Linked DNA regions of Homo sapiens: region 1 is linked to region 2. The links are chromatin loops, found by intact Hi-C in ENCODE. Cell type or tissue: IMR-90. All regions are shown on one strand. Each heading gives the region's core, and the rest is flanking DNA. Links, peaks and the distances in the headings are about the cores only. Region 1 holds the start of PANK3 (pantothenate kinase 3). Region 2 has its middle 21 kb from the start of WWC1.

Region 1 (12,558 bases), core at 3,893-8,892, 310 kb after region 2:
CCTAGTGTGGGAGAGATTCAACTGAAGAAAGATTTTGTGGTAAGGGGTGATATTGTGGGGTTGTTAGAAGGAGCATTTGTTGTATAGAATGATTGGTGATGGCCTGGATACGGTTTTGGATGAATTGAGAAACTAAACAGAAGGCACAAGGTCCAAATCTAGCCTACTAGAAATGTGTTCGTTCCTTGAGTGCTGTTTTTAAAGAAAGGTAAACTAGAGAGCTATCCTGCAGATGATGACTTCATAGGAACCATAATATGCAAACCAGAAAATTGCAGGCTCCTTCTATTATTTCTAGCATATATCAGTTATAACAATTTTCTCCTTAAAATCAACAAAGCAGGGACTGAAAGAGAACTCAGCCCTGCTATAACTTCAATTAAGAAAAAAGAAAAGTTGGTGGCTGGTAATGGCCACCTTTTACACTGAAATCCTTTCAATTCAATAGACTTCAGAAATTAATTTCTTTATGCCAGAAAAATAATCACTATTAAAAAGCACGAGATGCAGAACCTCAGCAAGGCAAAAAAAAAAAAAAAAAAAAAAAAAAAAAAGGCACAAAGAAGGCAGCACAAACAGAAGAGACATAAATTCTCAATTATGATACACTCCTTTGTTTAAATCTTTTTTTAAAAATTATTATTATACTTTAAGTTTTAGGGTACATGTGCACAATGTGCAGGTTAGTTACATATGTATACATGTGCCATCCTGGTACGCTGCACCAACTCGTCATCTAGCATTAGGTATATCTCCCAATGCTATCCCTCCCCCCTCCCCCCACCCCACAACAGTCCCCAGAGTGTGATGTTCCCCTTCCTGTGTCCATGTGTTCTCATTGTTCAATTCCCACCTATGAGTGAGAATATGCGGTGTTTGGTTTTTTGTTCTTGCGATAGTTTACTGAGAATGATGATTTCCAATTTCATCCATGCCCCTACAAAGGACATGAACTCATCCTTTTTTATGGCTGCATAGTATTCCATGGTGTGTATGTGCTACATTTTCTTAATCCAGTCTATCATTGTTGGACACTTGGGTTGGTTCCAAGTCTTTGCTACTGTGAATAATGCTGCAATAAACATACGTGTGCATGTGTCTTTATAGCAGCATGATTTATAGTCCTTTGGGTATACACCCAGTAATGGGATGGCTGGGTCAAATGGTATTTCTAGTTCTAGATCCCTGAGGAATCGCCACACTGACTTCCACAATGGTTGAACTAGTTTACAGTCCCACCAACAGTGTAAAAGTGTTCCTATTTCTCCACATCCTCTCCAGCACCTGTTGTTTCCTGACTTTTTAATGATTGCCATTCTAACTGGTGTGAGATGGTATCTCATTGTGGTTTTGATTTGCATTTCTCTGATGGCCAGTGATGGTGAGCATTTTTTCATGTGTTTTTTGGCTGCATAAATGTCTTCTTTTGAGAAGTGTCTGTTCATGTCCTTCGCCCACTTTTTGATGGGGTTGTTTGTTTTTTTAGTAAGTGGTCTAATTACCAACATATATTTTCCAGTATTATCTACAAAATACTTATGATTGATATATGTCACCAAAATAAGGGGAGGGCATGAAGCTCAAACTTTACTTATTTGCAGTGAAAATATGAGTAAATATACAGACATTAAGTACAACCACAGGTCCACCTAATAGTTCCATGAGGTAAGAAAAACACCCGTTTCCTGGCCTGGTGCGGTAGCTCACATCTGTAATCCTAGCACTATGGGAGGCCGAGGTGGGTGGATCACCTGAGGTCGGGAGTTCGGACAAGCCTGGGCAACATGGTGAAACCTCGTCTCTACCAGAAATACAAAAATTAGCCAGGCTTGGTGGCGTGTGCCTGTAATCCCAGCTACTTGGGAGGCTAAGGCAGGAGAATTGCTTGAACCCAGGAGGCAGAGGTTGCAGTGAGCTGACATCATACCACTGCACTCCAGCCTGGGCGACAAAAGCGAGACTCCATCTCAAAAAAAAAGAGAAAAATACCAGTTTCCTAGGAAATCAAGCAAGTATCTACATATTTATAGCTTTGTTGCTTCTAGCCAAGAGACCCTTGAAAAGTAGGTCATCAGTGCACAAGCAGCCTACTTACGGCATATAACCTTAACATTTTTTTTTTCAGAATAAAACATTCCTTGCTAAGGTGAAAAAAAAGAACCAAAATACACATTTAAAAAGCAAAACAAAACACACATTACACAAATATAAGCACTTTGATGATGGTCAATATACAGTCCCAGACTGTGAGAATTATTAGAATCTCTCATGACCTGTTCATTATGCCTTTAACAAAATAATAGCTCTTATTCTATGTCTCAAGTGGTCTTATGAGAGTTGACATTAGTTCCCCATATGTAGCAAAAATATCTCAAACTACTACAAGGATGAAGTGCTATGTCTTACCAGACGCATTATATATGCAAAAGGAGAAATCTTCTTGTCCAATCACCTTTTAAGATACTAAACAGCAGAAGCTATCTAGCCACAAGAGCAGACTGTTAATTTCTAACAAGGTGTGATAAACTCAGTATCCTACTAAGTGTTTGCTAAGGAAGCAGAGAACACTAACATAACTATTTAATTGCTACTGGTACCATGCAGATTTCAGACTAAAGGGATCCTGGCCAGGAACATGGCTCATGCCTGTAATCCCAGCGGGAGGGTCACTTAAGCTAAGGAGTTCAAGACCAGCCTGGCAAGGGCAACATGGCAAAACCCCATCTCTGCCAAAAACAAAAAAATTAGCTGGGCATAGTGGCAAGCACCTGTAGTTCTAGCTACTGGGGAGGCTGAGGGGGGAGGATTGCTTGAGCCTGGCATGCCAAGGTTGCAGTGAGCTGAGATCGTGCCACTGCACTCCAGCCTGGGTGACAGTGTGAGATCGCGTCTCAAAAGAAAAAAAATAAAAAGAAATAGGGGAGGGGGGAGATACTAAACTAAATCAGTACTTAATTGTTCTTTAGGCATAAAGGGAAACCAACATGAAAAACGCTCGAAACATAGGGTATTTTAAAAGAACAAAATTATAAAGTTAGCATGTATGCTGGTATATTCTAGATAACGCTTCAACTTCCTGGATAAGACATTTCACTATTCTCAATAATCATTCCAAACAAAAATGGGTTTTGTTCTGAAATAGACTTAAGAAAATAATCATCTTCAGACCCTCAGTACTGATTCCTTAGGACAGCTTCAGGTAAGTGGTTTTTTCTTTAGTAAATTAGTTATTTCTAAGGGGAGCTATATTAGAAACTACTACCCCAACTATCTACTGGGAGTGATGACTCATATTACAACTGAGTTTACAACAGGCCAATCAAATTACACAGACACAAACTACAAATATATGCTATACCATTTTCTCTGGTCTTAACAAAAATTTCAAGTACCTTACTACTTGGGTTAATAAAGCACAAACTCAAAACCTACATCACACCACACTTAAATACATGTATCACCTTTTACTATCACCTTGTTAATCCAGTTACATGCTATACAGGTAACCCAAACACAATCTTAAAAATCTGTACCCTAAGAAATCATGGCAGGCAGGGAAGAGAGTAACACAGGATTGACTTTCTCCTTCCTTCCCCTGGCGTTGAATTAACACATAATTTCAAATGCTAATCTTCCAGTTACACAATTTAGAGGATGAAACTAATTCCTTTTTAAATCTTCTGGTTAATATATGCATTCGGGTTTATAACCTGTTAAGATATTGGTAATGTATTTAGAAGAAATATTTTCTAACACTTAGGTAAATAATGTGAAGCCAAGGTCACTTGTTTAGCCAATATAATATACAGCTTCTTCTAGTATGCAGTTAAATGATGCAATGCACATAAAGAAAATGCCATACACACACTATGTGATCAATAAATGTTTTAATTATGCCAAAAAAAACCCCATACAGGTATTCAAAAACAAAACAAATATATCTTTTGTTAACCTGAGTGATTTAAAGTTAAAATAATATTAATATTATTATTATTATTATTATTTGAGACGGAGTGTTGCTCTGTTGCCCAGGCTGGAGTGCAGTGGCGTGATCTCGGCTCCCTGTAACCTCCGCCTCCTGGGTTCCAGCAATTCTCCTGCCTCAAGCCTCCCGAACAGCTTGGACTACAGGCGCGTGCCACCATGCTCGGCTAATTTTCCTATTTTTAGTAGAGATGGGGTTTCACCATGTTGGTCAGGCTGGTCTCGAACTCCTGACCTCGTGATCTGCCCCACTCAGCCTCCCAAAGTGCTGGGATTACAGGTGTAAACCACCGTGTCCAGCCTTATTTTTTATTATCTGGGACAGTTCATGGTTGAAATACCTTCTTTCCCACACACAAAACGTCATGTTCCTTACTTTTACTACAAACAACAGACAGTAAAGTTACCTTTTACATATAAAAATGTTAGGCTTCTACACCATAGTAACTGACCAGATTTTCAGCATGATTCAATTTTAAGATTAATGGTCTCACAACATACCACAATGTTGTAATAATCAACTTATTTGGGGAAAAACAGGGGGTATTCTCTAATTTCTCAACCTAATGTGTATTTTTAAGTCTTTGGCTGGGACTACAGGCGTGTGCCACCATGCCCGGCTAATCTTTTTATTTATTTATTTGTAGAGATGAGGTCTCACTATGGTGCCCAGGTTGGTCTCGAACTCCTGGCCTCCAGCGATTCTCCCGCCTCGGCCTCTCAAAGTGCTGGGATTTCAGGTGTGACCCACCGTGCCTAGCCCTATTTTATAAACTTCTCATAATAATCTTTATAATCTCTCCTAAAACACCTTTGAAGGAGGTAGTACTCATACCTGATTATTAGTTTGTTCAAATCTAAGTAATCAAATCACTATCATGACAAAAGAAAATAATCACCACCACAAGAGTCAGAATTTGAGTTGGTCATACACTGTTCACCAAATGGAAATTCTAAGAGAAGCAGAGAAAACGTATGCGTGAGGGAAAATGTCCAAGTGTTCTAATTACTGCACCTGTTCAAGATGCATTAGTTTAATTCAGCAAATGAAAATTTAAAGTCTCTCTATATTACTTTTCATTTAAGCCTTCACATCACTATTTTATAGATTTCTTGAACAACTATGACAGGATCTATTCAGTTATAAATAATTTTTTAAAAATTTTAATTAACAGATGAAACTACCAGATAAAGTACTTAGACAATGCTCTATGGGTGCAAGAGAAAGAACACTGTATTATGAGTCAGTCCCCTTAGAGTTATGAACCACATAGCACATGGTTGGTACATGCTTGGAAAAGTTACTCTGGGGCTAAGTTCAATTTCCTCACCTGTGAAGTTAAGACCAAATTACCTTACAGTTATATAGGAATTTGTAGTTTTCACAGGGTTTTGGCTTGTTGCCTCTCAGGTGAGTTTTACAGGAACCCCGATAGGCGGGCAGGGAAGGTGTCAGCGCCCTGTTTTATAGTTGTGGATTTCTTAACAGTTAAAGAGATCACATGAAACACTGTAAAAACAGCAAAAGTATCAATACGACTCTAAGATGAGCATGAATCCCCACGTTCCTAGTCCTTCTGGGAGGCTATACTTAAAAAGAGTGACAATCACAATGGCTGGGTGATTAAATAAGTCAATTACTGGAATAAAAGGTTTTTAAAAGACTAAACATAAAAGGAAGCAAATGAAAGTCGACCTTTCTAAAAGCATAGTCAGAATTTAAGTACATGCATAGAAAAATATCTACGGGTATTCACCATAATATTAATAGCGGTTCGCTCCGGGTGCGGGGAATACGGGTGACTTTATCTTTCTTGTTTATCTGCGTTTTCTAAAACAAACATGAACTAGTTGATATTCTAAACAAAAACAAGCCAAAGCAATTACACACTGGCAGACTGCATGCACGTACGTTTGAAAGCTCCAACTGTAACAACAGTGACAACTCCCAGGAACCCACCGGCATTTCAAGGACACAAGCAGGAAGCCCGGAAATCCCTAAAAACAGGTGCTAAAAGCCGCCAGCGCAACCTGACAGCCGCGACCGCCTCTTTTCAACCTGAATTCAGGGGGAGCTGGGAGAGGAGACTAGTCTGGTTTGACAAAAATCAGAATCAGAAATTCCCTCTGGCACCTCCCAGATCTCGAAGAGAAAGTGGGAGGAAAGGCTAGGGGGCGGCAGGCATTCACCATGCATGAATAGGGGGATGGGGAGGACGGAAGCCTCGAACTCGTGGCTCAAATGGTCCCTCCGCCCCCATACCGGACGAAGCGCCGGCGAGGAGCGACGGGCTTGGAAGCCGACCGCCCAGCCAAGGGGCTTTCAGACGGGGCCCAAGGGTGCCCTCCCAACCTGGCGGGCCCCAGCCCCCGTCTTACAGGGTTTCTTGGCATCTTTGATCTTCATGGCGTCGGCCCGAGGGGCGATGGACGGCCTCCGATCCGGGGCACTGAGAGCAGAGGCGGCGACTCCGGAGGTGGCTGGGCCGCGCGGCGAGGCCCGGCCGGTTCCTCCCCTCAGGCCGGGCGGGGCCGGCCTAGGGCGGGGCGGCGGCGCCTGAGGAGATGCCCGGCCCAGGGGGCGGCCCCCCACCCCCGCGAGGGGTGGCCGGGACCGAGCAAGCTGGGGAAGGCCGCCGGCCTCGCCGCTCCGGGGCCCCCCCGCAGCCGCTCCAAACAAAAGGCCCCGGTCCCCGGAGCCGCCGCCACCGCCGCCGCCGCCGCACTGAGAAATAGCCCGCCCAGGCCGAACGCCCACGTGACGCGAGCCCCCCCTCGCTCCGCTTCCGCCCGGCTGCTGGGGATTGTAGTTCTCCGGTTCGTGAGGCCCCGCTCTCTGGCTGTAGTTGTGCAGGTGGACTACAAAGCCCGAGATGCATCGCGGCCCCTCCTCCGAGGCCCCTCAGCTTCCGCAGATCGCCTCAGAGTGGTCCCAGCGAGAAGAGGGCTGGGTCTTAGTCACGCCAGCGAGGAGGCGACCAATGGTGACTGAGATGGGCGTGCTGGGGAAGTCGGGCTCAGACCTCAGCAGGTCGCGGAGAGAAGGGGGAATGAACTCTTCGAGAGGACTGTCATGGCTGTTCGGCCATTCTCAGATTTCCCCTTGAGACAGGAAAGCTGGTCGTCAGGCCATGGAAAGCGCTACAATCAGGGCTCTAGAGCTGTGCTTAAGATAGACCCTTGAGTACATTGGCGGATTAAAATTATTCACAAAGGAATCCTTTTGCTTAATAGAGACACCTTGAATGTTAGGGTCGGAATGATGACAATAGCAGGAATAGAGGTAACATCTATGGAACGCGTTATGTTCATGGGACTCTGCTAAGCACTTTGTGTGATTTACTTAAATTCAGGGGCCTTGTGGACCACGTGCAATTATTCATTTTATTGTCACTCATTTTGAAGATGGGGCACGGTCTGAGGAGTTAAATTGCTTGCTGAGCATTCTTTTTGCCACCGATCCATATTCCCCTGGGGCCCTCCAGCCCAGCTCTCTCCTTCTAAAGGGAAAACTGACTCCCAGAGAAGAAAATTTAGTTGCTCCAGTTCTCACAGTAAAGCCAGGACACCCTTTCCCCTTGCCTCCTAGAGTCTTAGTCCTCCAGCTGGAATGGGAGAAGATGGCATTGGGTATCTTCTCTTGGCCTTCACTTTTGTTGCCCAGTTAGATGGCCAGGAATTCTGTAGTTTTTACAATAGATGGATAGAGGGTTGGCAGTAGAGGATTGGGCATTCCAGTCAAAGAAACCCGCTTACCAAAGAGCCTTACTGCCCCTTCTTGCAGATGATAAGCCAAGGGATGTGAAGAAGGACAGGAGAGGACACAAGCTACCATTTATTGAGTACATACCAAGGGCTGACACTTTGCAAAGTGCCTTACTTTTAAAATTTAAATTTAATCCTCCCAACTACTTTTTGAAATACAATGATTAAAAACTAAAAAAACTTGCTGGGCGCAGTGGTGTGTGTCTGCAGTCCCGGCTATTTGGGAGACTAAGGTGGGAGGCCCAGGAATTTGAGGCTGTATGTGATAGAGTTTGTGAATAGCAACTGTGTCAGAGGCATTTACCAGAGCGACTCCATCTTGAATAGGGATTGGATGAAATAAGGCGGAGATCTACTGGGCTGCATTCCCAGGAGTTTAAGGCATTCTTAGTTGCAGGGTGAGATAGGAGGTTGGCACAAGATACAGGTCACAAAGACCTTGCTGATAAAACAGCATGCAGTAAAGAAGCTGGCCAAATCCCACCAAAATCAAGATAGCAATGAAAGGAACCTCTGGTCGTCTTCACTGCTCATTATATGCTGATTATAATGCATTAGCATGCTAAAAGACACTCCCACCAGTGCCATGACAGTTTACAAAAGCCATGGCAACATCAGGAAGTTATCCTATATGGTCTGTAAAGGGGAGGAACCCTCAGTTCTGGGAATTGTCCGCCCCTTTCCTGGAAAACTCGTGAATAATCCACCCCTTGTTTAGCATATCATCAAGAAGTAATAATAAGTATAAGCAGCTGAGCAGCCCATGCTGCTGCTCTGCCTATGGAGTAGCCATTCTTTTATTCCTTTACTTTCTTAATAAACTTGCTTTCATTTTACATTCTGGATTCTCCCCAGATTCTTTCTTGGAAGAGATCCAAGACCCTTCTCTTGGGATCTGGATCGGGATCCCTTTCTGGTAACAACTGTACTCCAGGCTAGGTGACATAGTGAGACCCATCTCCAAAATAAAATAAAAATGTTAAAAGTTAAAGAAGAATTCACACAAATTCAAATATTGGTTCTATCACTTGTTAACAAACATGGGCAAATTACTTCATCTCTCTAATTCTTTAAAAAAAAAATTTTTTTTAAGATGCGGTCCCACTGTGTTTCCCAGGTTGGAGTGCAGTGGCATGAGCAAAGCTCACCGTAACCTCAAAGAGCAATCTGTGGGTGGGGCGGTGGCTACACTGTAGTCTCAGCCTCCTGAGTAGCTGGGACTGTAGGCATGTGTTACCATGTCCAGCTAAGTTTTTTATTTTCTGTAGAGATGGGGTCTCACTTTGCTGCCCAGGTTGGTCTTGACCTGCTGGCTGGCTTCAAGCAATCCTCTGCCTCAGCCTCCCAAAGTTTTGGGATTACAGGCATGAGCCACTGTACCTGGCCGTCTCTCTGATTCTTGTTGGAAATAATAATGCCTACATTTCACGGGTTTGAGATGGGGATTAAGTGAAAAATGCGAATAAGGTAACATGGCGGTCTGAATGTTTGTATTCGAACATGGTCTGAATTCAGTATTGAGAGGTGGGGCTTTTAAGAGGTGAATGGATCGTGAGGACTCTCCCCTCATGAGTGTATTAATTCATTCATGGATTGATGGTTTAAGGAGTTAATGGATTTATTAAAAGAGGCTTTATTAAAAGAGTAATAGTAAATCAAACGTAAAATCTAGAATCAAAATCTGGTCTGATTGGTGCCATGTGGTTCCTTATCTTTTACCTTTATTAAAAGAGGCGGAGGCCAGGTGCAGTGGCTCATACCTGTAATCCTAGCACCATAAGAGTCAAAGACAGGTGGATTGCTTGAGCCCAGGAGTTTGAGACCAGCCTGGGCAACATGGTGAGACCAGGCATGATGGCTCATGCCTGTAATCCCATCACTTTGGGAACCCAGAAGTTTCAGACCAGCCCCAGCAACATAGCATACCCAGTTTCAAGTGTTCTGTTAAAAGCAGCAGAAAAGGCTGGGTGTAGTGGCGCATGCCTGTAATCCCAGCACTTTGGGAGGCCGCGATGGGGGGATCACGAGGTCAGGAGATCGAGACCATCCTAACTAACATGGTGAAACCTCGTCTCTACTAAAAATACAAAAAAAATTAGCCGGGCATGGTGGCGGGCACCTGTAGCCTCAGCTACTCAGGAGGCTGAGGCAGGAGAATGGCGTGAACCTGGGAGGCGGAGCTTGCAGTGAGCTGAGATCGCACCACTGCACTCCAGCCTGGGCAATAGAGCAAGACTCTATCTCAAAAAAAAAAAAAAAAAAAGCAACAGAACATGGACTATGATGTATGTAACATATTATCTGGCATATATGTAGTGATCAGTAAGTAATGATTATGTTTATTATTTGGATTGTTATTCTTTTTTTTTTTTTTTGAGATGGAGTCTCACTCTGTACCCCAGGCTGGAGTACAGTGGTGTGATCCTGGCTCACTGCAACCTCTGCCTCCTGGGTTCAAGTGATTCTCCTGCCTCAGCCTCCCAAGTAGCTGGGATTACCAGCGTGTGCCACCACGCCTGGCTAATTTTTGTATTTTTAGCAGAGATGGGGTTTTGCCATGTTGACCAGGCTGGTCTCGAACTCCTGACCTCAAGTGATCCACCTGCCGTGGCCTTGGATTGTTATTCTTATTGTAAAGTAAAGGAAGAAAGCTTTTGTATTTAGACATTTTGCCTAAGGTCATTATTTGGGATCAGACCATAGGTCTAATTAGGTAAAAGATAAGGAACCACATGGCACCAATCAGACCAGATTTTGATTCTAGATTTTATGTTTGATTTACTATTTTGATTCCAGATTTTATGTTTGTTGTTTAGAAAATTTTTTTTTAGGGACGAGGTCTCACTCTGTCACCTGAGCTGAAGTGTAGTGGCGAGATCTCACTCTGTCACCCAAACTGAAGTGTAGTGGCATGATCATTGCTCACTGCAGTCTCCAACTCCTGGGCTCAAGGGATCCTCCTGCCTCAGCCTCCCGAGTAGCTGGGACCATAGGCATGGACCAAAACACCCGGCTAATTTTTTTATTTTTTAATTTTTTGTAGAGATGGGTTCTCACTTTGTTGCCCAGGCTGGTCTCAAACTCTTGGCTTCAAGCCATCCTCCCACCTTCACCTCCCAAAGTGTTGGGGTTACAGGCATGAGCCACCTTGCCTGGCCTTTATTTGTTTTGTTTTGTTTTGTTTTTTATAGAAACATCTTTCTGAGCTACCAGGAATATGACTTGGCAAGTTAGAATCCTGAATGGTAGACTTAACCTGCACTTCCTCTTTTATTTCCTGTTATTACTCTATCCCACACAGAACCTTAGATATTCTAGAATGGTCCTGTTTTCCACAGTTTTATTGGATGAGAGTCGTGATTTCTGATCTGACATGGCTTCAAAGAATACTCACTATCTAATATGATTTACCTGCTGCTTTTATAAATCTTATGGGCACACCAAGTTCTCTGACAACATATATCTTTTGGTTGTTTCTGGTTCTCTTTGACAGTATCAGCTTGGAAGTCAAAGGGGAATTGATACGTATGTCTTGTGATAGTCTGGCCATGGTCTGAAAGGAAGAAGAGCTAGAAATTAGAAGCCACAGAAATTTGGGTAAGTTTTGGGCACAGGCTCTTGCTAGTTTCTGTGGCCATAGAGATGAGTGTACACATGGATGACTTAGCTTAAAAGTTAGGCTATACACCTGTGATATTACTAGAGTTAACCATCTATTTGCTGTTTGTTCAAAGATGAGACTACTCTTTGGTCTGTTATGCCAGAAAATCACTGAACTTTGAATAGTGAGAATTCCTGTCTCAGATCAGCCATACAATTGCTGTGTGACCCTGGGAAAGTCCTTTTTCTCTCTGGGCTTCAAATTACCCATCTGCAAAATGAGATGACTGTTGGAGATTTTTTTTTTCTCTTTTTGAGACGGAGTCTCGCTGTGTCGCCCAGGCTGGAGTGCAGTGGCATGATCTGTGCTCACTGCAAGCTCCGCCTCTCGGGTTCACGCCATTCTCCTACCTCAGCCTCCCCAGTAGCTGGGACTACAGGCACCCACCACCATGCCTGGCTAATTTTTTGTATTCTTAGTAGAGGTGGGGTTTCACCGTGTTAGCCAGGCTGGTCTCGATCTCCTGACCTTGTGATCCGCCCGCCTCAGCCTCCCAAAGTGCTGGGATTACTGGGATTACTGGCGTAAGCCACTGTGCCCGGCCTAATATCTGCCTCCCAGGTTCAAGCGATTCTCCTGCTGCAGCCTCCTGCGTAGCTGGGACTGCAGTTGCCTGCCACCACGCCTCCCTAATTTTTGTATTTTTAGTAGCGACGGGGTTTCACCTTGCTGGCCAGGCTGGTCTCAAACTCCTAACCTCAGGTGATCTGCCTGCCTTGGCTTCCCAAAGTGCTGGGATTACAGGCATGAGCCACTGTGCCTGGTTTTTTTATTTTTATTTTTTTGAGACAGAGTTTTGCTCACCCTGGCATGAGCCATGGTGCCCAGCCCAGAGATTTCTTTCATCTCTACTTTTTGAATTTCACTAAGAACCTGTTCCCTTTTCAGGACCAATGTGAAGTGTGTTCAGTTCACTAAGAACCTGTTCCCTTTTCAGGACCAATGTGAAATGTGTTCAGCCATGTGTTTCCTAAAGTTTTCACCAGTGTGATTGAAACTGACAGGTCATCCTGTTTTAGTTTGTGGCCACTCTTCCTTCTGCAGCCTGCGTTGGCTTTCAGCCCCAGTCCCTCCTCCTAGCACCATCTGGTTAATTGCATTTTCTCTCTTTTCTAGCATGTCCTCAAAACCCATTCCTGGCAGAGTGA
Region 2 (12,558 bases), core at 2,829-7,828:
CACTGCAACCTCCACCTCCTGGGTTCAAGCAATTCTCCTGCCTCAGCCTCCCGAGTAGCTGGGATTACAGGTGCACCACCACACCTGGCTAATTTTTGTATTTTTAGTAGAGCCAGGGTTTCACCATGTTGGCCAGGCTGGTCTCGAACTCCCGACCTCAGGTGATCCACCTGCCTCAATCTCCCAAAGTGCTGGGATTACAGGCGTGAGCCACGGTGCCCTGCCTGGAGGAGCTTTTGTTAGAGGTATCTTAGTGCTCCCCAATTCTAGAGCTAACTCTGCCTGCATCTGCAGCCTTTTCTCTGCATGGAGCAGAGGTGGACAGTCTGCATGTGGTGTGGGTGGGCAGTGAGGACCCTCAGAGCCTCCCCAAGCATGGACAGATCCCTCTAGCCTTCCTGGGACATTCAGGCTCCTCCCTGCAACCACATTCTAGTTCTGAGAGATGCTGGCAGAAATTAAAGGGGAGCATTCACTACACCGGGAGACGCGTGCACGCGCATGTGTGTGTGTGTGTGCTTTCATATTTCTTTCCAGACTACATCAACTTACCCCAAATCTTGCCTATTTGGGACAACCCAATAAGAAAAGCACTGCTGGTTTGGATAACTTTTGTTTTACATCACTCCTAAAGTTAGAATAATACTATCATTAATTGCTAACATTTATTGGTGCTTACTTGGTGCCCAGCATAGTGCTAAGGGCTCTGCATGCAATATTTTAGTTCGTCCTCACGTTTCATTCATTCAATGACATTTTCTTGAGAGCTTCCCTCGTGCCAGGGGGAAGTTCTGGGCTAAGTTCTGGGTAAGAGAGGTGAGTAGACACCCATGGGCCCTTGCCTCATGAAACTATGGGCAGGAGTGGACAGACAGTAGGAAAAGCATGGCATCAAGAAGTGAAAATGGGCTGGGGGTGGTGGCTCATGCCTGTAATCCCAGCACTTTGGGATGCCAAGGCGGGCGGACCACTTGAGTTCAGGAGTTCAAGACTAGCCTGGCCAACATGGCAAAACCCCATCTCTACTAAAAATACAAAAATTAGCCGGGCATGGTGGCACATGCCTATAATCCCAGCTAATCGGGAGGCTGAGGCAGGAGAATTGCTTGAACCTGGGAGGCGAAGGTTGCAGGTAGCCAAGATCGTGCCACTGTACTCCAGCCTGGGCAACAAGAGCAAAACTCCGTGTCAAAAAAAAAAAAAAAGAAGGACACAGAAGGTGGGTGGTTAGGCCCGAGCACAGGAGAGGATGGCAGGGTTCACAAGACACAGTTAGAGGTTCGATTTTTTTTTTTATGTGCAAAGCAATAAAGTTGTGAGTTTTGATTTCATAAAAAGTGCTGTGGCTGCAGTGTGGAGGACAGGGAGGGGAAGCCAATGTGGTCACCTAGGTGAGATGAAGGAGGAGGCCAAGAAAGCCATCAACCTAAGCTAAAGCTAGTTTTTAAAAAATTGACTGGATGCATGCCCCGGATGAGCTCCTAGTATCTTTCACTTTGGAGGTGAGAAATCTGAGGCCACCATCACCCAGCGGGTAAGTGGTGGGATCAGATTCCAGCCCAGCTGTGGCCAATTCCAAACCCTCTCCAGGAAGTCTAAGGCCTCCTGTGGTCCCATCACCCACAGGTGGAAGGAAAGAAAGAGAGAAGCAGGGCTGGCCTGCTTGAACCCAGGTACCGGACTTCACAAGCCCTCCTAGCGTCACTAGCAGAGCCAGTGATGACTTAGTAAAGCAAGCAGGCAATGAAAATGGCCCAGAGCACTTCCCTCTGGAAGGACATGTGAACAGCCGCATCTCCCCAGGGCCATGAGTTTGGGCTGTTTCCCTTCAGGAGGAGGATGGGAAGCAGGAGACAGACAGCTTCTCTGTCTTTGAGTTGCTTGGGCCCAGCTGCTGCCTGCCTTGTTTAATCTGGCTGGTGTCAGGAGTACTTGGAGAAATCTCACAGAACAGCTTCCAGTGGGTCATGAGGACCGCTCAAATCTTGGTTTGGTGGGAGCTTCGTGCGGACTGGCCACTGTGTTTTATCCTCCTGCAGTAGATGCAGCCAGCAGTGCCCACCAGGACAGGGAGTTCACACCAGGCCAGAAGCCGGGGGATCTCACTCGGCCTGTGGCTTCTCTGCCCCATCCAGCCTCTTGGGTAGACCCAAAGGGTGATAGACCCAAAGGGTGGGCAAATAGTGTGTCACAAAGGGAACCACATGTCACCAGAATGCCACCCAGGCCTGAAACTCTCCTCTTTTGGTTTAACCATCTTTCAATTATCCATGGGTTTTCTGCTACACCTAGGCCAGGCTCTTATAACACACTACACAAACACATATTAAGGGAGAAGGAAACAGGCTCGGGGCAGAAATCCTTTCCCGCCTTTCCATGGGCCAGTCCTTGCATGACCAGGACAGACTGATACAGAATTCTGGAAAGGCGGGCCGGGCGCAGTGGCTCATGCCTGTAATTCCAGCACTTTGGGAGGCCGAGGCGGGCAGATAACAAGGTCAGGAGATCGAGACCATCCTGGCTAACATGGTGAAACCTCATCTCTACTAAAAATACAAAAAATTAGCCGGGCGTGGTGGCGGAGGCCTGTAGTCCCAGCTACTCGGGAGGCTGAGGTGGCAGAATGGCGTGAACCCAGGAGGCAGAGCTTGCAGTCAGCCGAGTTCGCGCCACTGCACTCCAGCCTGGGCGACACAGCGAGACTCCATCTCGAAAAAAAAAAAAAAAAAAAAGAATTCTGGAAAGGCGGTACAGCCTATGGGTTAGTGAAGATCATGCACTCTGAAGTCAGACCACCTAGGAACCAGTCCTGACTCTACCACTCACTAAACGAACATGGAAACTTGGGAAGGTCACATGTGCTAATTAAGGTAAATATCATACGCTGTGTTAAGAGATAAACTCAAGTTAGCAGAAGAAAAGCTTCTCACTTATATAATAGTCCATCATTGGTCAGGGATGAGGATGGCTGCTTTGATGATTAAATGAGATATTGCCTGTATCATGGATATGTGGTACTCAATAAATGTTCTTTTTTTGTTGTTTTTTTGAAACGGAATCTCACTCTTATTCCCCAGGCTGGAGTGCAATGGCGTAGTCTCGGCTCACTGCAACCTCCACCTCATGGTTTCAAGCAATTCTCCTGCCTCAGCCTCCCAAGTAGCTGGGACCACAGGAGCCTGCCCCCATGCCCGGCTAATTTTTTGTAATTTTAGTAGAGACAAGGTTTCACCATGTTGGCCAGGCTGGTCTCGAACCCGTAACCTCAAGTGATCTGCCCACCTTGGTCTCCCAAAGTGCTGGGATTACAGGCGTGAGTCACCGTGCCCAACCTCATTTTTATTATTTTAGAAACTTTCTTCCAAACACTGATTTTTCTAAGAGTAGAAATTGAAGCATAACAATTTTCACAGGGGGAGAGATTTGTATGCGGGAGCTGGGAAGATGGAGAAAGATCTTCCCTCAAATCTCATGTCCTCAAGAGCAATCTCAGCTTCTCCCCTCTCCTGGGCCTGGGTAACTTGAACAAGTACTTTCAGTGTGTGGACCTTCTTCATGGCTTCAAGGGCTTTTCAGAAAGGGTGACATCTGGAAAGTGGAGGGTCTCAGCCATGTGAAGACTAGCCATGTGAACAAGGGACATCTGTTCAGGCATTCTACTTTCAGAGTCACCAAGCACAATTTTGTCCCTGGCACTGTCAGAAGCTGGGAAGACAAAGATAAATAAAACATGGTCTAAAGTGTGAGACAAACTCACAAGCCAATCAATCACTACAGCACAGTAGGCTCAGGGCTGGCACACAAGTGATGAGCAAACACATGATGTCCAGAGGACAGGAGTATGAGTTCTCTCCACAAGTTTTGTTGTTTTTTTTTTTTTTTTTTTTTTTGAGACAGAGTCTTGCTCTGTTGCCCAGGCTGGAGTGCGATGGTGCAATCTCGGCTCACTGCAACCTCCACCTCCCAGGTTCAAGTGATTCTCCTGCCTCAGCCTCACAAGTAGCTAAGATTACAGATGCCCACCACCACGCCCGGCTAATTTTTGTATTTTTAGTAGAGATGGGGTTTCACCATGCTGGCCAGGCTGGTCTCGAACTCTTGACCTCAGGTGATCCACCTGCCTCAGCCTCCCAAAGTGCTGGGATTACAGACATGAGCCACCGTGCCCAGCCTCCACAAGCATTTGAGCTGGGCACTGGCAAGTAAGAGAATGCAAGACAGACAAGGCAGGAGGGGGTAGCAGGAAGGAGAAGAAATATGCAAAGAGACAGGTGAGAAGTTCAGAGAGGCCGGGGCAGGTGCTAAGGATTAGAACCACCGGCGAGCGCGCTAGACACGGGTCCCAGGCCAATTAGATCAGGACCTCTGGAAGAAAGGTCTGATCGTGGGTAGGTGAGTTTCACCTGCAGCCCGAAATGAGGAGCAGGGGATTGGAGCTCAGCGGGAAGGGCACAGCCAGAGATGAGGTTTGTTGGAGGGAAGGAGGCAGGAATAACAGTCAGGCTAAGAAGCTGGGTATTCTCCTGCCAGGTCATGAGGGACATCAGTGTGACTCTTGTACATAGGGAGAAACACGATTAGGGAATCTTTGGGTTTGCAAAGTGGAGAGAGAAGAGTGGCAGAAGGCCCAGAGCCCGGGAGAATCTGCAACAGTCTGGATGAGGGCTTGAAGGAAGGCTGGGGCGGTCAGAACAGAGGGAGCGCTCCTCAAACCGGCTCAGATTTGGGAAATGAGGACGAGGTTCTGTAACTTGCCCAGAGTTGGGGACAGGGTCTATACGGGGTGGAACACCGAGAACAGATCCCGGCCAAGGATCCTCTCTCCAGTGCATGCACCATTCCTTCTCCTTCGCCTCTCCCTCCTCCACGACCAGCCAGGTGAAACAATTAGGGAGAAGGGATATTCTGATTACTTACTTACTTCAGTGATCCTCTGACCACACCAAGTGGCGACTTTCCAGGAAAGTTCTGATTCAGCACGCTCACACCCAAGCCCCGCCTTCCACCCTGAGGAGGCAGGTGGGCAGCCTGTAAGGCGCCATTCCCCAGCACCCGCAGCGGGCACTGTGGCTGCACGCCGCCCTCGGAAAGCAAGGCTGCACCAGCTGCTCCACAAAGCCCCTCCCTCACCAGCCCTCGCCTCCTCCCGGCAAATGTTGGGTTTGCCATCTGGCCACGAGGTGGCAGCCTTTCCCATGAAATCTGCTTGGAGGTGGGCCCGGCGCCTCAAAGGGATTTAGGGAAGTCGCCGAGCAGCCAGAGACTGCGAGGAGAGCCCTGGACTCCTGAAAGAGGCCCGTGGAATCGGTTCCAGGAAAAAGATTCCAAAGAAGACCAGTCCTGGGACCAGCCAGACTGGACTGCGAGCCTGCCTCCACCATTTGCCCACTGAGTACATTTCCACCTGGACTTCCTGAGCCTCACCTTTCCCATTTGTAAAATAGGGATAAAAATAACTGCTGTATGGGATTATTTGGAAAGCCTAATAAAAACAATATATGTAAAGTCCTTGGCAAGGGCCCAGCATTTAACAAATGCATATTAAATGGTAAGCTATTATTAAAGGAAAATTGTGGAATTTGGGGGTTATCGTCTTTAGATTAAAAAAAAAAGCAAAACAAACAAAAAAAATCCTTCACTTTCACTCCCAACCACACCTTTCTAGCTAAGCCTGGGCTTCTTATCTAACCTCCGAAGCCTGGGTTTCCTCCCCTGTGTAGTGGAGATGATACTGCCATCTGGCAGGGTTGCTGTTGTAAACACTCAGCCTCCCTCAAGGGGATGTCTACTGATTGGCAACTAACTTTTCTTATTCTCAGCCTTCAGTGAGAGCTGAAGTGTGATCCCAGCCTGAAGCTTGACCTGTTCAAGAGTAAGGAGCTCCACCCACCCCATCCTCCCACTTCAAGAGCTGCGTAAAGCCCTGGGGACTTGCTCTTCTAGAAGGCTCCAGGGAAGAGAGGACAGAAGAAGCAAAGCCTATACCCTCTTAGGGACAGTCTACCCAGTAGCCACTCTTCCAGAGATGATCAGTGTCCCTGAACTGAGCCCAATTCCAGGGGCAGTAAAAGGGATGTCCTTACACTCATGCATTCATAAAACGCTTCTATCCAAATTAATTGCTGTTATTTGAACTTCCCAGCCACTCTGTGAAACAGTGTGAAAATTGAGCCTTAGAGAGGACACACCACAGATCAGGAACAGGCCCCTCCCAGGTGGCTGGGAATCTTCGGTTCTCAGTCAGCTCTCTGGCTGTTTCCATTCCCAGGCCACTCCCTCAACAATCCCTTATCTTGGTCTTATCTCGGCCACATACATATAGATTTTGTTCTCAGGCTAGAGCCTTTGGCCAGAAGGAATCTGCCCCACTAGCTATTAGTCAACCAGTGAACATTTAGGAAACATCTATTACGTAGAATGCTGCAATGAAGATGGAGAAAGTGAACACAAGCTGGCTTCTGCCCCCAAGCAGCATCTCTGTATTAATCAGGAGAGGTGCAGGGGTAAGTGACAGAACCCTAACACAAAGCAAAAACCAGAATATCCAAAGGCAGGACTGGCTTCAAATTTGGTCAGATCCAAGGGCGCAAAGATGCTCACAAGGTACTGTCTTTGCTCCACCTCTCAATGCCACTGCCCTTGGGATGTGGCCTTATCTTCACAGTGATTTATTCCATATGTAGGAAAGATGGTTGCCAACAGGCCCAAACCTATATCCTTGCAGCACCCATGGGAATGTCAAAGAGACCCTCCCTCTATCAACAGAAGACCATGAATTTGCCCAAACCCCATCAGCCTTTCCGGGGCCATAAAGAGCGGGAAAGGAGTGGCTCTTACAAGGAAAATAACTGCCTAGACGAAAACGTGTTAATTGCCAACATCTACTGAAATCATGAGGGTATCTGTCCATTCTGTCCACAAATAGTGCCTGACATGCCGTAGGTGCTCAATGGACAAACCAGGTGCTGGGGACAGAGGGATGAATGAAACGCAGCCATCCAGGAGGAGTCTAATGGGAAACACCAAGAAGCGAATACGCAATATAATGTGGAAGTGGGCTGGGCGCGGTGGCTCACGCCTTAATCCCAGCACTTTGGGAGGCCGAGGTGGGCGGATCACTTTGGGTCAGGAGTTCGAGACCAGCCTGGCCAACTATGGCCAACATGGTTAAACCCCGTCTCTACTAAAAATACAAAAAAAAATTAGCCGGGTGCGGTGGTAGGGACCTGTAACCCCAACTACTCTGGGGACTGAGGCAGGAGAATCACTTAAACCTGGGAGGAGGAGGTTGCAGTGAGCTGAGATTGTGCCACTGCACTCCAGCCTGGGCAACAGAGGAAGACTCCATCTCAAAATAATATAATAACAATAATAATAATGTGGAAGTGGCTGGGCGCAGTGGCTCACTCCTGTAATCCCAGCACTTTGGGAGGCCAAGGTGGGTGGATCACCTGAGGTCGGGAGTTCGAGACCAGCCTGACCAACATGGAGAAACTCCGTCTCTACTAAAAATACAAAATTAGCCGGGCATGGTGGCACATGCCTGTAATCCTAGCTACTCGGGAGGCTGAGGCAGGAGAATCACTTGAACCCAGGAGGCAGAGGTTGTGGTGAGCCGAGATCGCACCATTGCACTCCAGCCTGGGCAACAAGAGCGAAACTCTGTCTCAAAAAATAATAATAATGTGGAAGTGCTGGGAAGAGAAGTTGCTATGGTATGGCAAGGACACTGGGGAAGGGCAGTTAGCTCCGCTTTGATGGGGATTTGGTGGAAAGCACTTGGATGGGTGCACAAATAGTGCATTGGGAGGATCTAGATTGAATCTGAACAGCCAAAAGTCACCCGGCTCCGCAGGGTTTCTCAGCTACCCGCCCTGAGGATACCATGGCCTTTCCCTTCTTCTGGGAATGTGGGAAGCCACCAAGCAACACCAGCCTGGAGAGCCTGTCCCCTGGGAAGAATGGTCTGGTCTGTGCGGGGCTAGAAGTCTGCTGCTCCTTCACTCTGGATCCCCACTCCCTCACTCCACACATGGGGAGCATGACTTCCCTTCACTTTCTGCAGAGGTGGTTCTGCCCATGGGACCATCCTATGTGCCTAGTACCAGGTTTCTCAATTGCGGCACCATTGACATTTGGGCCAGATGGCTTTGTTGTGGGAAGCCATCCAGTGCATAGAAGATGTTTAACAGAATCCCTGGCCTCTACCCACCTCACGCCCCACCCCTGCCTATTCGTGACAGCCTCTCAGACATTGCCAAATGTCCTCGTGAAAGGTAAAATGGACCCCAGTAGCGAGCCACTGCTCTAATGCATTCTCTCCCCACCCACTTCTCCCTCATTTCTCCTCACCCAAGATCCCAGCATTCCTAAGGAAGGAGCCTCTTCTCCCTAAGGAGACATTTATTGATACTTCCTATGTTCATCCAAGTGACACTCCCCAAGCCAAGGGTTCTAGAACTACAGGCTGAGGTCTCTACCCCAATCCTCTTCTTCTTCTCTGAGGTCTCTACCCCGATTCTTCTCCTCTTCAACTACCTCAGTTGACTTCATGAGCTGAGTGTGAAAAAGTGAATTGACTGCCCCAACACCCCAGTCCCTTCTGCACCCCACAGACCTCCTGAGGAGCTGCCACTGCTTGGAGGAAGGCAGAGATGCTGATAATCCTAAGACAGGAGCGATGGGCTGTGTGCAGTAGGGAATGGCCCTGTGAGTATGCTATAATGAGGAGCATAGAGTGATCCACATGAGAAAATGACAAGTGAGAGGAGCCTGGGGACTTCCAAGCACCCTCCCTTGGTGCCTGGGGGAGGGATGCCAGGCCCTGAGATGACAGGGTAACACTTTATTTCCTCCTTCCTGTCCTGTTCCTGTGCCAGCCATCACAGAGCCCCTTGAAACAGCAACTTGATGGTAATTGATAGTGCCCAAATGATATTTTCTGGACAGGTGCCAGGGATGCAGTCATGGAGCTCAATAGCATTTCTAGAGAGAATAGGAGTTGATATCTATCAGTCCCCAACTGGTGAGGCTTCAACAGGCTGCTTGGAGGAGGTGGTATTCTTCTCAGTAGCACAAATCTGCCAGGGAGAGGAAGAACATGTGTGTGTGTGTGTAACACATTGCAAATATCAAGGGTAATGTATAGCACAGGCTTCAAGGAGATGCTCATAGGTGTAAAGGCATCAGGTGTGAGGAAGCATGCAGGTGCAAAGACACCAGGTGTAACTGAAGGTGTAACACAGAGTGTGAGGACTAGAGACACATACTGGGGGCAGGTTGGTGGTGCGGGGGTGGGTGATGCATGATGTGTAATTAGTGGAAATGTTGGAACAATGGAACATGCAGAGCAAAGATGTGTGTGCAGAAGCTGCAGAAAATACCTCGGCAAGTACTGAGTGGAGGTTTCTTACTCATTCTCATATTCACACCTGTGTTTCTCTGTACCAAGTAGAGACAGGAGGATCAGGTAGAATAATACTCAGCATGTGACATTTACTGTGTCACAGTCTATCTTCTGCTATTATAGCAAAATACCACAGACTGGATAATTTATGTAGAAAGGATGTTTATTTGGGTCGTGGTTCTAGAAGCTGGGAAGTCCAAGAGCATGGCACTGGCATCTGGTGAGGGTCATCCTGTGGTGGAAGGTATCACATGGCACCTATGCCCATCATAAGAGACAGAGAAAAAGGAGGCCAAACTTATCCTTTTACCAGGAGCTCACTCCTGCAATAATGGCATCAATCCATTCATGAGTGCAGAGTCCTCCTGGCCTAATCACCTCTTAAAGGTCCCACTTCTTAATACCATTATAACGACCATTAAGTTTCTAATACCTGAACTTATGGGGGACACATTCAAGCCATAGCATTATATGTATAAGACAAAAGTACAACTGAAGGACCACTTTAATCATTCATTTTTTTTAACCTCCTAAGACAGGACACATGCCAGTCTATATTCCTGAGGGGATATATGGTGAAATGGTTTTTAGCATAAGCTTTAGAATCAATGATTTGAGTTTGAACCCTGCTCTACCATGTACTTGCTACAAGTCTTAGACAAATCTTAAACAATCCTATGACCCAGTTTTCTCATTAGCAACATGCGGAGAAGGGAAGCTACCCACTGCTTGTGGTGGTCATGGCAATTAGAGGAGAACCAGGGGTAAATCACACACATAAAGGGGCACATTCCCAAATGTCAGCTCTGTGCTAACTGGAGGAGAGCAGAAATGACATCCTATTGCATCATCTCAAAGAGTTCTGCAGGACAGACAAGCTGGGCTCTTCCAAAGGCTTGCTATATCCCAAGGGCAGAATCCTTGCTGGGAAGGCACCTTTTCCCTCTGCAACCTCACCTCTCTAAACCCTTGCATTCACCTCTAGTGAACCTGACAGAGGGGAAGAGCTGGGTCAATATAAATGAGATTCACTTCCAGAGGCACATCCCATGGACAAAAAAGCATTGGGGGGCAAGAGGATGGAAACACAGTTGAAGCCATTCAATACCCAGACAGGTGCAGGCCCTGAGAACCTAGGGAGGAAGGCAAGCCCATCCCTGCCAGGGACTCCACAAGCCCTACTGGCTGCTTCCAGTCCTCACCCCAGAATCCCTCTCCTGGGGTTCAAACCCACCTGCACTCAGGGGTGTGCTGGAACCCACCCACAAGACAGATATTTGTGCCTCTTCCCAGCCCCATGTTCGGTGACATCACACTGGTAGCATGAAATCAGCCAAGTGGAAGCATTTACACCAGGAAAATTGGGAAATTTCTATGAGACTGGCAGAGTTGGGGGCAGATACAAAAGAGAATAAAAATGTCAAAGAGCCGTTGGGAGAAGAGAAGAGAAAGGATGGCCATGGGTTAAAGTGTTCTCTGTTGACCTCAGAAATATGGGCACTTTGACACCCGAGGCTCAAGAACTCAGGCCTGGATGGGCGCGGGGGCTCACGCCTGTAATCCTAGCACTTTGGGAGGCCGAGGCAGTTGGATCACTTGAGGTCAGGAGCTCGAAACCAGCCTGGCCAGCATGGTGAAACCCCATCTCTACTAAAAAAAATTACAAAAATTAGCTGGGCATGGTGGCAGGCACCTGTAATCCCAGCTACTTGGGAGGTTGAGGCAGGAGAATCACTTGAACCTGGGAGGCAGAGGTTGCAGTGAGCCGAGATCATGCCACTGCACTCCAGCCTGGGTGACAGAGCGAGACTCCGTCTCAAAAAAAATAAAAAATAAAAAATAAAAAAGGACTCAGGCCTGGTATCATGAAAAACATAATCAGACAAAAGCCAAAAAAAACCACAAAAACTGTGGGAGAAGCAGCATGAGAACGTTTTCTGCATTCTTCCACTCTGCCGGGGTGTCAGGCCAGGTCACAGCAGCCTGTTTGGGACACACTGGGGATGCAGATTCCCTTCTTCACACCTGGGCTGCTCAGCTCCCCACTACCCAATAATACCAAATGCTGACACCACACACCACCCTCCGCAAGGGAACTGCCTGGGGCACAGTCACACCCCCTCCCCAGAAAAAGCCTATGTCCAATGCCTGGTCCACACAGCAGCAGAGTGTCGAGGCTAGGATTTGACTGTGACTAGGAGCTGACTCCAAGGGCTGAGACTGATTCTTCAGCATCACCTCTTCCACTAAAGGTCAGTCTTCCACTAAAGCAGTCAGGCAAAGGCCTGGCTGCTTGCGGCATCTCTGAAGAGTTGTCCCAGCTCCAGAGCTCACCATGGGATCGGCTGAGGCCACTATCACTACATCATCACAGCTCAATGTCTCCATCTGCCCATCCCTGCACCCCTCACTCTTTCCCTCCCAAGCATTGTTCCTGCTGTCTCTAAAAAACATCCTGCATGCAACTCTCCAGCTCGAAGTCTGTCTCCTGGGAAACCCGACAAAGACACCCTCTACCCCACTCCTGTAAGAAGGGAAAATGACGTGCTGCAGAGACCCCCTGCCCAGGAGACCTAACGCCCTCCCCAGCCCCACACCATGTCATTCTCTGCAATGGTGGAGGGGTGGGGGTGCGAGTTGTAATAGGCTGGGCACCTGCAGACAGCTAGTGCAGGATGCTTCCTCAGAACAGGTGCAACACAGTGTGTTTTGCTGGGGAAAAGGGATGTCAAGCAATCTATGACGGGGGTGCAGGGAGTCTGGGGAGAAACACAAGGAAGTGTGTGTGTGTGTGTGTGTGTGTGTGTGTGAATGTGTGTGTGTGTGAGAGAGAGAGCTGGTGTTTGTGTTCCAGGCTACAGCAAGGGGAGGGAGACAAAAGAATAAAACCCGCTTGTTGGCTGAGCGCAACATACCTGTAATCCCAGCACTTCGGGAGGCCGAGGCAGGCAGATCATCTGAGGTCAGGAGTTTGAGACCAGCCCGCCAACATGGTGAAACCCCACCTCTACTAAAAATACAAAAATTAGCTGGGTGTGGTGGCAGGTGCCTTTAATCCCAGCTACTCGGGAGGCTGAGGCAGAAGAATTGCTTGAACCTGGGAGGCGGAGGTTGCAGTGAGATTGCGCCTTTGCACTCCAGCCTGGGCGACA

What was found. Hi-C counts contacts between places; a loop is a spot of excess contacts. Peaks named below come from ENCODE experiments on the same cell type or tissue, not always from the same donor. Only the 100,000 strongest peaks of a DNase experiment are listed, where the experiment ranks them.
Region 1: a loop joins it to region 2, with 7 times the contacts of the local background. A loop is called at or near these places in 4 of 110 quality-filtered maps.

The regions. Positions count from the first base shown.
Region 1 is chr5:168,572,893-168,585,450 of GRCh38, forward strand. PANK3 (pantothenate kinase 3) reads right to left here and starts at 6,476. Exons shown (of 7, transcript NM_024594.4): 1 at 6,364-6,476. The coding sequence starts at 6,391. RefSeq lists enhancers at 6,204-6,273, 6,364-6,907 and silencers at 6,424-6,753, 10,950-10,999. In IMR-90, for the core only: no CTCF peak of the experiment used is centred there; a DNase peak (open chromatin) is centred at 6,879; H3K4me3 peaks cover 1,998 bases; H3K27ac peaks cover 945 bases.
Region 2 is chr5:168,264,357-168,276,914 of GRCh38, forward strand. No RefSeq gene overlaps it. Among named protein-coding and RNA genes, the nearest start is that of WWC1, 21 kb to the right of the region's middle. In IMR-90, for the core only: a CTCF peak has its summit at 5,170 (motif pointing right); DNase peaks (open chromatin) are centred at 5,215 and 6,315; H3K4me3 peaks cover 284 bases.